Linked DNA regions of Homo sapiens: region 2 is linked to region 1. The links are chromatin loops, found by intact Hi-C in ENCODE. Cell type or tissue: GM12878. All regions are shown on one strand. Each heading gives the region's core, and the rest is flanking DNA. Links, peaks and the distances in the headings are about the cores only.

Region 1 (8,079 bases), core at 1,503-6,502:
TTCTCCATTACAAGAATGCCTATGCATGAATAGATGTGTCACTTTCAAAAGCAGCCACCCCTGTCCTTCACACCAGTTACCAAACCTTGATCTACACACTGCTTGTTTTTTGTGTCTTCATGGTTTCCACTTGTAAGTTATTTATTTAATAATACAGGAACTTGGGTACAAAAAAACAGAAAGAGTGAATAAGACCTACTATTTGATAGAACAACAGGGTTACTATAGTCAATAATACTTAATTGTACATTTTAAAATAAAGAGTATAATTTAATTGTTTGTAATTCAAAGGATAAATGCTTGAGGGGATGGATACCCCATTCTCCATGATTTGCTTATTTCACATGGCATGCTTGTAGTACTCATGTACTCCAAAAATATATATACCTCCTATATACCCACAAAAATAAAAAATTCATAAAACTGAAAAATAAAAAAGAACACAGGGGCAAAGGGACATAATTGTTTAGCCCACATGGTCATAACACAGGGCTTCTGGCCTGTCCATTTGAGAAAAGGGTTAGGCTGGTGAGTCCCCAGATGCACATGCATGGCACATAGTGATAGCTCCCTGGAGCAAAGAGAAGCATGCACTGGAGGGCAGGAAGACAGAAAAATTAGCCCTACACCAAGAGGGCCTACTCAGACTCTACACATCTTTCCAAAGCCCCAATTCCTCCGTAGAGGCTTCTCTGCTCCTTCAGCTCTTTCATGTAGTCATTCATGTAAATGCCTTCTCCTACCTTGGGTTTTTAGTTCCTTTAGAGAAGGGACCAAGTCCTATATCTCTTTCAAACTTCCAGGTTGGAGGTGTTCAAGAAATAGTTATCGAAAATGTATCAACTATTTCTACTCATGAGTAAGTGAGCTGCTTCTCATGATTACTTTTGATGAAAAAAAATGTGTTGATCATGAACCACTGTCAAGACCACTAGAGCTTGAGGTTTTATTCTACCAAGTCTGCCTTAATTATTTCCTCCTGGGAACAAATATTAGCACATGCCAACAAGGAGTACGAGCCAGTTTTCGGCCAGAGAGTAGAGCTTTTTCTCAGTGCAAGGCCACCTTGCCAACTGTTCCCTGAACAGTTTAGATCTAGATGATGTATTCTAACCAATTAAGCTATATTCTAGTTGATTAAGCTAATAAACCTAAATTCATTATTTTGCTCCCTGTATCGTGAGGTCGGTGAACACAGCGAATAGTATCAACAAATAAAACATTTTATAGTGAAAATGCCTTCATTCAAAAGCATTGCTGGAGATTGTTGTCAATTTAATAATTTATTCACAAAATATTGTGACTCCCAGGCCCATCTTTACAGAAGCCCTCCCTGGAATCCTTCCTAGTGGAGGAAACCTGCTTTTTATTCAGTTGACATCTGGCTTAGCCATATGATTTGGGTTAGCCAATGGAATGTAAGCATAAGTGATTTATCTTATAATTCAGCTGAAGCTTTAAGAACCATTGTGATGTTCCCCCGTTACTCTTCCCTCTACCATAAAAATGGCCTGGCTTCATCAGTCTGGATCCCCAAATGGAGCTGCAGACAATCCACAGCTAATACTTTTATTAGCAAGCCACTAACTTCTACCATAGCAAGCCACTGAGATTTGGGGGTTATGCTTGGTTACTATAGCATAACTTCCTGAAAGCTGACAAATGTTGAAACCTACCTATAAACATTTCATTCTCTCCCTCTAGCCTCTGTCACACCACAGACATAAAATGCAATTTGAAGCTCAGTCTTTGAAATCAACAGTAAAATGAGAGAACCATGTCACAGGGTTGTTGAAATTGTTTAGTGGAATCATGTATGGAGAGCACCTAGGATGGTGTGAGCTCAGAAATGTGAGCTCCCTCGCCACCATAATGCCTTCCCTTCATGTTTCATTCCCACTTCCGTGGTGGAGGTAGGAAATGACAGACAATGTCAACCAGAATCTTGATTCTTCTCTGTAATCGTGTGATGAACAAGTTATAAACAGCTCCTGCCTCACAAAACTTGTAGTCTTACTTCTAGCAGAAAAATGTACCATGTGCATGCTTGCTTCCTCATCTATTAATGTGAAGTTCCAGCATCCAAGTGAAAAATTAACAAATGTAATTAGGATTGTCTTGGAGATAGAGGGAATCCATTGTTCATGATTTTTCCCTCTCCCAACCACTATCAACCACCCCACCATCTATACACATCACCACTGTCAGTACCACTTCCAGAAATTACTCCCTGGTCCTAAAACCTGGATTAGATTGCCCTCCTCTGTGCTCCCATAACATCCTGTACTTACCCCTTCTCCAAACTGTTACTCTGGAATGGATTTACTAGTTTGGGAATTAGTCTTCCCACTGAGAGAATAAACTGTTCCTTCATTATTTTAGTCCTAGAAGTTGCCCCATGCCTCAAACGTGGTAGATATTTACCAACATTTTTTGAATTAATGAATGAGTGGATTTGATAAGTTAATTTCTTCATAGTGACTTTTGAGTTCCCGCTGCAAGTTGATGACTTTTTTATGCCAGATGCCCAGGGCTCCAGGCAATCCTTATAGTTTTTCTAACTGACAAGGAATTCTCTATTATGAAATGGGGATGTGATTTACATATACCTGCAATCTTAAAGCACTCATAGAGGCCACTGGAAACTCAAATGGGTAATACAAATTGAATTAGCAGCTCTTGATTAAGAGAGCATTGATTTTATTAAAACTGGTAGAATATATGCCAGAAGTTAATTAATAGCTTGAAAATAATCAGACACTTCATAAAGCTGAACATCTGCCAAAAAGCGGGTATTCTGAGGTATGTTCAGGAAAGTTTCCAAGTGTATAATATTTGTTTCCATAGTTCCTTATGTTGTAATAACCAAAAAATAGGTAAATCAATTTTAAATAAAGCAATTTAACAAACTCATATTTCCTTTATATTTTGGAGGAACTCCAAACTTGCAAGAGTAGAACAATGTCCTTACTTACTCTCTTGGGATATCTAAAATATCTTCAGTCCTATAAGATTCTTTTTTAAAATGAGGAATGATTCTTGTTCTGCTTATTTTTACATAACACCTTTATCATCAAACAAACTTCAAGATGTGTCATCTTTAGTAGGAAAACATATTTCCACCTCATCCTCCTGTTAGACTTCAGTCTACTTAAGCCTATTCTCAGTTTAATGGGATTAACAGAAGCAAATCACAATTTAAGACTATAGTTTACCAACCTTCCTTTCTCTTGTTCAGTGAAATTCCCCTGATAATCCATCAGTCAACCCCTGCTGGCCTTGAGAGGCGCTCTAGAAGGCAGGAGAAGGGCACACAGGCTCGCTTTTTGAACTGAAGAAGGGTTTCATTTGGTTTAGAATTGTCAAACTTCAAAAAATAAATAAATAACTTAAAGTGTTTTTCAAATCAGCCATAAGGCTACAAACCAGAAAGAAAAGTGTGAGGCAGGTGTTTGGGGCAGCTACCCAAGTTGCCTACATGGTTTCCAAGGTCCTTTCAACTCTAAGGTTTGTGTATCAGGCTGTCTACAGATCATACTGTCTCCATAAGATTGTCTAGTTCATTTTATGGCTAGTTTGAACAATCTGATTTTCTTTTTTACAATGGCAGGGGCTCAATCCATGTTAGGCTTCAATGTTGAGTCACCCAAGTTCTCCACAGAGAATAACCAACCAGCCGTAAGGAAGCTTCTTTTAGCAATGCCAGGATTCTGCAAAGTCCCTCCCAGCTTAACTTTTCTGACCTTGCGGCAGCAGAACAACAAAAAGAACAGCCCCTGGCACCCTCAGAAGAGCACAAAGCCCTCTGACAACCTGAGATGGCGCCCAGGTAGACTTCCCTCAAAAAAAAAAAAAATGGCAAGGCTGCTTCAGCAGGTCTTTCAGCCCCAACCACTCCACTCTCCGTCTCCTTTTCTTCACTGCTTTCCCCACCTCTCTTCCCCCCTTCCACTTTGACCCACCCCAATTTTCGTCCACTTCTCCCTCACCCCTTCCTTGTAATCTCTCTCCTTGAGGCATCCTGTGGATGTTGACTGTAATCTCCCCTGGAGGAGGGCTAAGAAATGCACCTCCAGAGGGTCTGTTTGCCATTGGAACCGCGTAGAGAAAGCGTGCAAACCCGTCAACTGCTCCCGCCGTTCCTCTCCCTCCTCAACCCAGGCTCGCTACAGAAGAAGGGAGTAGGGTCTGCCCCCTTGTTGTATCTATTTTCCCCTTCTCCGCCAGGGCTGTGGCCGGCAAGGGGCTCAGGAGGTGAGTCCCTTGCCCACACCTCCAACCCCGCTGGCCCGGTTTATAACATGGACAGCCCTGCCCTCTAGTGTCTGCAACCGGGAGCCCTAAGGCGCCATCAGCTCCAGAATTTCTCTTTTATAACCTAAGCAAGACCTGGAGTACCTCGGAGCTGCGACCTCCAGTTCACAATACCACCTGCCTCACACCCGGGCTCATCTTTTCATCCCACACCCACCACCCCCCTCTCCGTTCACGGTGTCCCGGGAGGCTGCGACCTGCGTAGATGATTTAGCAGACTGCCCCTGCCCATGCTCCTGCTCCTGCTCCTCCTCCTCCTCTTCCCCGCTCTCTCCCTCTCGCCTCCTCTTCCAGTCCAGGCGCCCAGACTCGGCGAAGCGCAGCGCCTGCCACCAGCGGTGCCTCGGGCTGCCCGGCGCGCCGCGCTCCCAGGTTCTGTCTCGCCGCACCCCGGCGGGCACTGGCGCGGGCAAGGACGCTGGCGGGGAGAACGCCCTGGGCTCAACGTACTCCAGAATCGAATGTTGAGAGAAGCAGTGCTCTGATCCAGCTCAGGAGAAAAAGGAGCGGGTTCCGAGTGAGACTTCTGGAGCCAGCTGGACGTGCCGGTTTGCCCAGTGCGGCGCGGCTGCACGCACCGTCCACAAGGTGAGGGGCGCACACCTTCCGGGACGACCTTGGCTTCCCTTCTTACCCCCACCCACTCCAGGTACTCCAGCTCTGGCTTGGGGATGTTTGCCAGCTTTGAGGCGCAAAGGCGGCGGGAGTTGGGATGCGGGGTGTCGGAGGGAGACTGAGGGTCGCCCGGGCACCGTGCCTGCACCCTGGATTATAGTACAGAGAGCATTTCTTGTTCAAACAATTCCTCAAATGTGTGAACCTGAGAATCAACATTGTGTATAACTGTGGTTTGAGCATTTCATCCTGCTTCCTTGCAAAAGGATTAGAGGCAGCTTAAAGATTAAATAGGTATGGAACGGGTGCTGGGGGGGGCCAGGGAAAACTTGAGTAGAAATCACAGGGAGGTGGTGTGCTCCAGGGACCCCGGAAGAACTGTGTGATTTCAAAGCCAGCTGATTAAAAAACCTTTGATTAGAAAGGACTGCACTGTTGCTCCAGCCCTCAGAAAATAATACTGTGCTCAGTCCTGATAAACAAAATGCCCAGGTGTGGAGGTAATGAGGCAGGCTCATTTTTTTTAAAATACAAAATAAATCTTGGAAGTAAGAGTTAAGATGAGAAGTTTGGTCTTAAGCCATCTCCACCCAATACTGCAAGGTGAGAGGCTGACCCCCTACCTAACGAAAAGGAAAGGAAATTGAGTCTAAAGGGAAGTGATTCCAGCTCCTATCACAGGATCATAGTGGTTTTGCATCTATATGTATATTTCTGCCTGTGCCCAGTTTTGGAAGAAAGGACCTTGTATTCAACCCAACGCTGCTTGTCCTTGAGTTAGAAGGATAAGGCAGATGGTGTCAGCATCCCAAGGTGTTTCTTCCTAACCTTTCTTATTGTCCTTCCTTGCCTCCTGCACCAAATCTCTTGGGGAGGGAGCAGCCCAGGAGGAAATAATAGATCGTCAAATGGGTTGGGGGAGCAGTGTTTTTTCCAAAATAATTTAGGCTCATTTTATCATTCTTATGTTTTCCCTCAAAGCTCTAAGCAGTACATCGTCCTAAGCTGAATTTAACATTGCTCCAGAATATATATTTATCATAGTTGTACATTCAGACACAATATGCATAACCTTAAACAGCCAGGATGCACTTGTGAATCAGGGGCTTCCCTTACTTAATCCTGCGCAAGAGAGGCAAAGCAGGCACGTGGGTCTGATTCCCTGTGCGGTCTCCTTCATGAGGAGCATATGTGAAATACCTTTGAAATACAGAGAAGATTGAGACAGCTTTTCTCTTTCTGGTACAGTTGCTTTCCTGCTGAATTAAATGAGATGACCCTGTCTTCAACAAATAAATGAATGGAGGCATTTGAGGCCCATTTAACAAATGCACAAAATATGCCTGCCTCTGTTTTTCCTCCCTTCAGAGCTTTAGCCTCCAGCCCACGGAGTTGTGATGATGAAGCCCACCTCCTAAGTGGGACTCAGCTCAGTTTCTGTATCATATTTAAAACAGAGTATGTTGCTTATTTCTAAAATTGCATAGCACCTCACCACTAACTATTTTGCTGCATAGAGGTATTTCATCACTAAGAGAGCTATATAGAGAAACTCACTCAAATCCTGATTCATCATTGTTGATAGAACTTAACTATTGTGTCATCATCACCTGACATGGGCTGCAGAAGCTCCAAGGATTGCTATAGATCTCAATTGAGACTTCTAGTAACAGAGCTAGAAAGGAGCCTTTTAAAGTGTAGCCATGACTCTGGTCATTAGGTATATGCATGTTCAAATATTCCCTTACGTGCTTGTTTTCGCTTTCATAACAATTTCCAGGGATGAAAACTTAGCAGATTATTTTTATAATGAAGAGTATTCAAATTAACAATGTGTATCCACCAGCTAACAAGTTTTAAATTCCACAGAAATCAGCATCACAAGCATAGTAAAATCAAGTTTTCATTCTTTCCTCTTCTGCCATAATGACTTCATTCAAGGCCTAGTCCCAGACCAAGTGCATGGAAACGATGGCTCATGTCTCTCAACATTTGCCCAAGGGAATGGTGCCTACCTTGCAACTCAGCGTGATGTCACCTTTATTAGCCATTCTGGTGTCTATACAAAATATTTGCTCCCCATTTCTTCTTATCGATGCCTGGTCAGCAACAATCATGTAAATAAGTTTCCATTCTTTTGAGGAAGATAACGAAGTCAGCGTTTTTCAGAAGTGGTGCCTAGGAAGAGACAAAATCCAGGACACACCTCTAGTTCAGGTAACACTGCAATATATTTCAATTTCCTGCTGCGTGATGGGGTTATTATTGAAGAGGGAAGTAAGGTATATCATTCACAGCACATTGTCCCCACCTGGCTCAAGCACCACCCATTCCCCAGGTGGGCTCAATATGCTACCCCCACCACCACCAAGATACCAAGGCTGCAAATGAAAAGTAGATCTCAGCCAGGCATGATGGGTCACACCTGTAATTCCAACACTTTAGGAGGCCAAGGCAGGAGGATCACATGAGCCCATGAGTTCGAGACCAGCCTGAGCAAAATAATGAGAACTCATCTCTACAAAAAAATTTAAAATGAGCCAAGTATAGTGGTGTGTACCTGTAGTCCCAGCTACTTGGGAGGTTGAAGTGAGAGGATCGCTTGAGCCCAGAAAGCCAAAGTTGCAGTGAGCCAAGTTTGTGCCACGGCACTACAGCCTAGGTGACAGAGCAAGGCCTTGTCTCAAAAAAAGAAAAGAAAAGAAAGAAAAAGAAAGTAGGTCTCTTTGCAGAAAGCCTCAGGCCCTGAACTTTTGTGTCATCTTCTCATTACTCAAGTCTAATTCCCTACATCTCACTTTTACACACAGATCATTTTTTTCATGTTTGTTTTGATTGCCCACCCTGGAATTCTATTTCTGCACTACCCTTTAAAAGTGAAAGATCAAATCTAACGCTCTAATGTGGGAAAGCATTCCCTCTATTTCTACAAGCTTATTTACACAAAAAAATAAGCTTGAGACTGATCAAAAGCTGAATTTCTACCAAATAGGAACTTACTTTTTATGCCGTAAATTATCAAGGCCATCTCAAGGCAGAGGTGAGTTTAGCATCTCATGCTTTATGCTCCTTTCTTCTGCACCTACCAGATTTTTATTACATGTGAAATTATATGAACATAAACCCCAGGGAAACATTGAAGATGAGTGT
Region 2 (8,079 bases), core at 1,026-6,025, 1.2 Mb before region 1:
CCTACTGTTCTAGACCCTAAATTTAAGGGCACGCATTATTTCAGAACATACTAGACAAATTCTCTTTTGCCTTATGAAGTAGCTGTTTTTTTTTTTTTTTCTGTTGGATCTAAGATTCCATTAGAAAAAGTGAGGAGAGGATAACATTAGGAGACATACCTAATGTAGGTGATGGGTTGATGGGTGCAGCAAAGCACCGTGACCCACGTATACCTATGTAATAAAACTGTACCTTCTGCACATGTACCCCAGAACTTAAAATATAATAAAAAAAGAAAAAGTGAGAAGAAAATAAGATAAGTAGAAATCAGATGCCTTTGTAAGTACATATAATTCATGACTGTCAGGGTGGACCGTGCTATGTGAGCACATTTAAACTCCGTTAACTATCAATTATGTTGAACACCTTTTCATATGCCTGTTTGCCATTTGTATATCTTCTTTTGAGAAATGTCTGTTCAAATCTTTTCCCTATTTTTTGATCCCGTTATTTGATTTTTTCCTATAGAGTGGTTTGAGCTCCTTATATATTCTGATTATTAATCCCTTGTCAGATGGGTAGTTTGCAAATATTTTCTCCCATAAAATTAAAATATGATCAATATTCTTTTGGTGGTAATAACTTTTTTTTCCTTTATTCCTTCTTTTCCATTTTGTAGTGGATATTGTAAGGATTATTAACTGTATTCCATTACAATTGCTCTAGGAATAGTTATTTGATAAAATAAACATTTACATATCTGATAAGTACATGGTTGTCCCCATATGGATTGAGAAGTAACTGGAGGGAAATCAACCTTGACATTCAAAAGTGCTACTTCTCTGAGTCTCCTAATATTATAAGGTTGAACTTCACCAGCTTATCAGCCTGCAGGAAGTGGGTTGTCCTGGGTCTACGGAATGGAAAGCTGATAGATAAACCTCAGGTGTATTCTCTTCTCTGGTCACATCTGTTTTCAAATTTTTCTCATTGGGCTGGATAGAAAGTCTATAGAAAGTTAATCCTCTGGATGTCTATGTTGAAAGAACCTCTTTTTAAAACTTTTTTAAATTTTTTTTATTTTCATAGGTTTTGGGGGGAATGGGTGGTGTTTTCTTACATGAATAAGTTATTTAGTGGTGATTTCTGAGATTTTGGTGCACCCATCGCCTGGGCAGTATACACAGTACCCAGCTGGTAGCCTTTTATCCCTTATCCCCTTCCTATCTTTTCCCCTGAGTCCCCAAAGTCCATTGCATCATTCTTATGCCTTTGGATCCTCATAGCTTAGCTCCCACTTATGAGTGAGAGCATATGATGTTTGGTTTTCCATTCCCAAATTACTTCCAATTCCATCCGGGTTGCTGCAAATGCCATTATTTCATTCATTTTTGTGGGTGAATAGTATTCCATGGTATGTATATACCACAGTTTCTTTATCCACTTGCTTGATGGGCATTTGGGCTGGTTTCAGATTTTTGCAATTGTTAAATTCTGCTGTTGTAAACATGTGTGTGCAAGTACTTTTTTTTATAATGACTTCTTTTCCTCTGGGTGTATAACCAGTAGTGGGATTGCTGGATCAAATGGTAGTTCTATTTTTAGTTCTTTAAGGAATCTCCACAGTGTTTCCCATAGTGGTTGTACTGGTTTACATTCCCACCAGCAGTGTAAAAGTGTTTCTTTTTCACCACATCCCTGCCAACATCTATTACTTTTTGATTATGGACATTTTTATGGGAGTAAGATGGTATCACATTGTGGTTTTGATTTGCATTTCCCTGATTATTACTGATGTTGAGCATTTTTCATATGTTTGTTGGCCATTTGTATATCTTCTTTTGAGAATTGTTTATTTATGTCCTTAGCCCACTTTTTGATGGGATTTTTGTTTTTTATTTCTTGCTAATTTGTTGGAGTTCCTTGTATTACAGATTCTGGATATTAGTCCTTTGTTAGATGCATAGATTGTGAAAATTTTCTCCCACTCTGTGTGTTGTCTGTTTACTCTGCTGATTGTTTCTTTTGCTGTGCAGAAGCTTTTAAGTTTAATTAAATCCTATCTATTTATCTTGGCTTTTGCTGCATTTGCTTTTGGGTTCTTGGTCATGAAGTCTTTGCCTAAGCTAATGTCTAGAAGTGTTTTTCCAATGTTATCTTCTACAGTTTTTATGGTTTCAGATCTTAGATTTAAATCCTTGATTCATCTTGAGTTGATTTTTGTATAAGGTGAGAGATGACAGTCCAGGTGCATTCTTCTACATGTGGCTTGCCAATATCCTAGCACCATTTGTTGAATAGGGCATTTGTTGAATAGGGTGTCCTTTCCTCACTTTATGTTTTTGTTTGCTTTGTTGAAGATCATTTGGCTGTAAGTATTTGGCTTATTTTCTGGGTTCTCTATTCTCTTCCATTGTTCTATGTGTCTTTTTTTATACCAGTACCATGCTGTTTTGGTGACTATAGATTTATAGTATAGTTTGAAGTCAGGTAATGTGATGCCTCCAGATTTTTTTTTTTTTTTTTTTTTTGCTTAGTTTTACTTTGGCTATGTGGGCTCTTTTTTGGTTCCACATAAATTTTAATTTTTTTTTTCTAGTGAAAAAACCTCTTTTAATATGCTACCATTATCCCCTACAGTGCTAGCCCCTCCCTCTGGGCACTTCCTGCAGGGTTTGGTGTCTGGAATTTGAGTTAGATTTCAGTCTTCTTCACCTCCTCAACAGGAGTACCCTTGTTAGTGGTGGTAGTTATCCACACGGTGTGCAGCAACCTCAATTCTTGGCTTCTCAGAAGAAATAATTCGACTGAGGAGCATAAGGTGAAAGGAGAGGTGGACACAAGTTTTAAAGCAGGAGTAAAAGTTTATTAAAAAGCTTTTGGATTGTATTTCTAGCTATTTTAATCTCTTTGTAGAAATTGTGAATGGGAATCCACTCATGATTTGGCTCTCTGTTTGTCTGTTATTGGTGTGTAGGAATGCTTGTGATTTTTGCACATTAATTTTGGGCTGAGGTGATGGTGTGGTGTCAGCCAAAGCATTTTATAGTGCAGTGAGAGCAGGATCTGTCCTCATTTATGCATGCCAGCAGCAGCAGCAGTGGCAGCACGGCGGGGTGCACATTCATCTGCTGTAGCAGGGTGCTAGTACATGCTGAGATGCCTGCCTTTATATGGGCATTCACCACAGTGGTTGAGGCAATAAGGCTCAGAGGGGTTGGGGAGTGCAACCATGTGTATGGTCACACTGGTGGTGGTGTTTGCATGGAGGCAGGACGGTGGTGGGTGCAAGTCTGTGTGCATTCTCTGTGCACTGCAGTAAGGGATGATTGCACAGGGTGAGGGAGGGTTCACTGTTCTTCATGCCTAATTTCACTCCTGCAGTAGTGTTGATACAAGGACTAGGTGCTGGCAGATTCAGGGCCCACTAAGGCTCTGACTGTAATGGTGCTTGGTGGGCAAGGGGGAATGAGGTTGCACTTCTGCTGCAGCAGTGGCAGGGCATGTTGTATGCACACGTGTGTCTTAGTGGGTCAAGGAAAGCAAAATCTGCCTATACACACATGTGCTGGCAAAGTGATGTGCAAGATTGCTCTGGGATCAGGGGAACCTGCAGTGTGGGGAGGGGGTGGGCAGTCTGTGCATGGCTGCGGGGGCTGCTCTGCTGGAGCTTTCTGCTGGTCAAGCATGGTCTGCCAGTGCAGAAGCTATGATGCAGATCTCCAGGGCATCCAAGGCTGCACTGCAAGCAGGTGTTGCCGGGCTGAAGTCCTGGGGGAGGACAGCAGACCAAGGGGGGCTCAGGTTGGACTGGCCCAGTCTGACAGGCAAGACTGCCATGCAAAGTTCAGGCCCTACAGTTTTTCGAGGGCTAAAGTCTCCTATGGGAGCAAGCTGAACCTAGGGAGATGGCTGTTTCTGGCCATGCTCCACTGCAGACACTCCTACACCAAACTCTTTGGGCTACACATTAGCTGGCTTGCTGTGCTACCACTTCTCTAAACAGCTCTCCCTGCCAGCTTGAGTGTTTGTGGTGGTCAAGGGTTGCCTCCTGCTGGGCTTCCAGATGCCCTTTGTGAGAGCACATTGCTCTTTGCCAGTTCAATGCTCCCATTTCCCTAGAGTCACTGGGGGCCTGGAAAAAGTCCTCATGCTCAGTAGCCCTGTGCATGGTTCCCAGTTCCTCCCCTTCCATTTCAGCTTCTATGTCTTCCCTTCATCTACTCTTGGTGCCTTCCCTCTGAAGATCTGTTACAAGTGCACCAGTAATCTCAGTTCTCAGTGGCAGTTGTTCTGCCTGGCTGCATCTAGTCAGCCATATTGTTCTGTCCTCTGTCAGTTCTAATAGCTTTTTGGTGGAGTCTTTGGGTTTTTTCAAATAGAAGATCATATCATCTGCAAACAAGGATAATTTGACTTCCTTCTTTACAATGTGAATGCACTTTATTTCTTTATTTTGTCTGTTGCTTTAGCTAGGACTTCCAGTACTATGTTGAATAACAGTGTTGAAAGTGGGCATTCTTTTTGGACTCCAGATCTTAGAGGAAAGGCTTTCAGTTTTCCCCCATTGAGTATGATACTAGCTGTGGGTCTGTCATATATGGTTTTTATTATGTTCACATATGTTCTTTCTTTTTTTTCTTTTTTGAGACAGAGTCTTGCTCTGTCGCCCACGCTGGAGTGCAGTGGCATGATCTTGGCTCATCGCAGCCTCCACCTCCCGGGGTCAAGTGATTCTCTTGCCTCAGCCTCCAGAGTAGCTGGGACTACAGGTGCATGCCACCACGCCTGGCTAATTTTTGTATCTTTAGTAGAGATGGGGTTTCACCATGTTGGCCAGGATGGTCTCGGTCTTCTGACCTTGTCATCTGCCCACCTTGGCCTCCCAAAGTGCTGGGATTACAGGCATGAGCCACTGTGCCCGGCCTGTTCTTTCCATACCAGATTTTTGAGGGTTTATCATAAAGGGATGTTGAATTTTATCAAATGCCTTTTCAGCATCAATTGTAATGATCATACATCTTTTGTCCTTCATTCTGTTGATATGATGTATCACATTGGTTGATTTGCATATGTTGAACCATCCTCGCATCCCTGGGATAAATCCCACATGATCATGATGAATGCTCTTCTTAATGTGTTGTTGAATTCAGTTTGCTAGTATTTTGTTGAGGATTTTTGCATCAATGTTCATCAGGGATATTGGCCTGTAGTGTTTTTTTTGTTGTTGTTCTTTGTCTGGTTTTAGTATCAGGGTAATACTGGCCTCTTAGAATGAGTTTAGATATATTTCCTCTTCCTCTGTTTTTCAGAACAGTTTGAATAGGATTGACATTAATTCTTCATCAAATGTTTTGTAGAATTCAGCAGTGAAGCCACTGGGTTCCAGGCTTTTCTTTGCTGGGAGACTTTTTATTATGGCTTTCATCCTGTTACTTGTTATTGGTCTGTTCAGGCTTTGGATTTCTTAATGGCTCAATCGGGATTGTATGTATCTAGAGATTTATTAATTTCTTCTTGATTTTCCAATTTATTAGCCAATGGCTACTCATAAAAATCACTAATGATCCCTTGAATTTCTGTGGTATCAGATACAATGTCTCTTTTTTATTTCTGATTTAATTTATTTGGATCTTGTCTCTCTTTTTCTTAGTCTATCTAAAGGCTTATCAATTTTGTTTTATATTTTCAAAAAAATGGCTTTTTGGTTCATTGATCTTTGTATTGTTTGCTTCATTTCAATTTTATTTATTTCTGCTGTCATATTATTTTTTCTGCTAATTTTAGGTTTGGTTCTTTTATTGTTTTTTAAGATGCATCATTAGGTTACTTATTTGTAGTGTTTTTTTTTATATAGGTTGCTTATTGCTATAAACTTCCCTCTTGGTGCTGCTTTTGCTGTACTAATCTCACAGGTTTTGGTATGCTGTGTTTCCACCATCATTTCTTTCAAGAAATTTTAAAATCTCCTTTTTAATTTCTTCATTGACCCACTGTTCATTCAGGAGCATGTTGTTTAATTTCTATGTGTTTGTATAGTTTCTAACATTCCTCTTGCTATTAATGTCTAGTTTTATTCCATTGTGGTCAGAAGATACTTGATATTATTTCTTTTCTTTTATTAAGACTTGTTTTGTGATCTAACCTATGGCTTATCCTGGAGAATGATACATGTGGTGAGAAGAATGTGGTATTCTGCAGCAATGGGAGAAAATGTTCTGTAAATATCTACTAGGTTCATTTGGTCTATAGTGCAGAATGTTTCATGTTTCTTTGTTGATTTTCTGCCTGAAAGATCTATCCAATGCTGAAAATGTGGTGTTGAAGTCTCCTGCTAGTATTGTATGGGAGTCTATTTCTCTCTTTAGCTCTAATAATATTTCCTTTATATATCTGGTCCATATATAGTTACAATTGTTATATCCTCTTGCTAAATTGACCCCTTTATCATTATATAATGACCTTCTTTGTTTTTTCTTATAGTTTTTGTCTCTAAATCTATTTTTGTCTGATATAAATATAGCTACTCCTGCCTCTTTTTGTTTCCATTGGCATGGAATATCTTTTTTTCATCTTTTTATTTTTAGTCTATGTGTGCCTTTATTGGTGAAATGTATTTCTTTTCAGCAGCAGATTGTTGGGTATTTTTAAAATCCATTTAGCCACTTTGTGCCTTTTGATTGTAGAGTTTACTCTACTGCATTCAATATTATTATTTATAAGTAAGGATATACTTTTGTCATTTTGTTATTTTCTGGTTGTTTTGTGGTCTTCTCTTCCTTCTTTTCTTTCTTCTTGTCTTCCTTTTAGTTAAGATGATTTTCTCTGGTGGTGTATTAGTCTGTTTTCACACTGCTGTTAAGAACTGCCCAAGACTGGGAAATTTATAAAGGAAAGAGTTTTAATTGACTCACAGTTCAGTATGGCTGGGGAGACCTCAGGAAACTTACAGTCATGGCAGAAGGTGAAGGGGAAGCAAGACACCTTTTTCACAAGGTGGTAGGAAGGAAAATGAATGCAGGAGGAACTATCAAACACTATAAAATCATCATATCTGGTGAAAATGCACTCACTATCGAGAACAGCATGGGCAAAACCTCCCTCATGATCCAATTGTGTCCACGTGGTGTCTCCCTTGTCATGTGGGGATTATAGGAATTATAATTCAAGATGAGATTTGGATGGTGACACAAAGCCTAACCGTATCAGGTGGTATGATTTAATTTCTTGCTTTTTAGTTTTTGTGTATCCATTGCATATTTTTTTGATTTGAGCTTACCGTGAGGCTTGCATGTACTATCTTATAACCCATTACTTCAAACTGATGACTACTTTACACTGCATACACACAAAAAGAAAATGAATAAAAACTTTGCATTTTGGCTGGGCACAGTGGCTCATGCCTGCAATTCCAGAATTTTGGGAGGCCGAGGCGAGTGGATCACCCGAGGTAAGGAGTTTGAGACCAGCCTGGACAACATGGTGAAACCCCGTCTCTATTAAAAAAATGCAAAAATTAGCTGGGCATGGTGGCACATGCCTGTAATCCTAGCTACTTGGGAGGCTGAGGCAGGAGAATCACTTGAAGCTGGGAGGTGGAGGTTGCAGTGAGCTGGGATGGGGTCACTGCATTCCAGCCTGGGTGACAGAGTGAGACTCCATCTCCAAACAACAACAACAGCAATAAAAGAAAACCTCTGTACTTAAACTTTGTCCTCTTCTGTTTAACTTTTTGTTGTTTCTATTTATATCTTATTGTACTATTTCTTGAAAATTTATTGTAGTTACTGTTTTCAATTGGTTTATTTTTTAGTCCTTCTACTTAGGATAAGAGTAGTTCACACACCACAATTACAGTGTTATAATATTCTGTGTTTTTCTGTGAACTTACTATTACCAGTGAATTTTGTACCTTCAGATGATTTTTTTTTATTCCTTATTAACCTTCTTTTCTTTCTGATTGAAATACTCCCCTTAACATCTCTTGAGGGACAGGCCTGGTGTTGATGACATCTCTCAGCTTTGGTTTGGAGAGTTTTTATTTCTACTTCATGTTTGAAGGATATTTTCGCTGGATATACTCCCCTAGGGTAAATTTT

The links. Hi-C counts contacts between places; a loop is a spot of excess contacts. Peaks named below come from ENCODE experiments on the same cell type or tissue, not always from the same donor. Only the 100,000 strongest peaks of a DNase experiment are listed, where the experiment ranks them.
Region 2: a loop joins it to region 1, with 6 times the contacts of the local background. A loop is called at or near these places in 4 of 110 quality-filtered maps.

What each region holds. Positions count from the first base shown.
Region 1 is chr6:86,932,922-86,941,000 of GRCh38, forward strand. HTR1E (5-hydroxytryptamine receptor 1E) reads left to right here and starts at 4,607. Exons shown (of 2, transcript NM_000865.3): 1 at 4,607-4,902. RefSeq lists enhancers at 4,391-4,946, 4,947-5,501. In GM12878, for the core only: a CTCF peak has its summit at 4,329 (motif pointing left); no DNase peak of the experiment used is centred there; H3K27me3 peaks cover 250 bases.
Region 2 is chr6:85,768,993-85,777,071 of GRCh38, forward strand. No RefSeq gene overlaps it. Among named protein-coding and RNA genes, the nearest start is that of SNHG5, 94 kb to the left of the region's middle. RefSeq lists an enhancer at 3,827-4,460. In GM12878, for the core only: no CTCF peak of the experiment used is centred there; no DNase peak of the experiment used is centred there.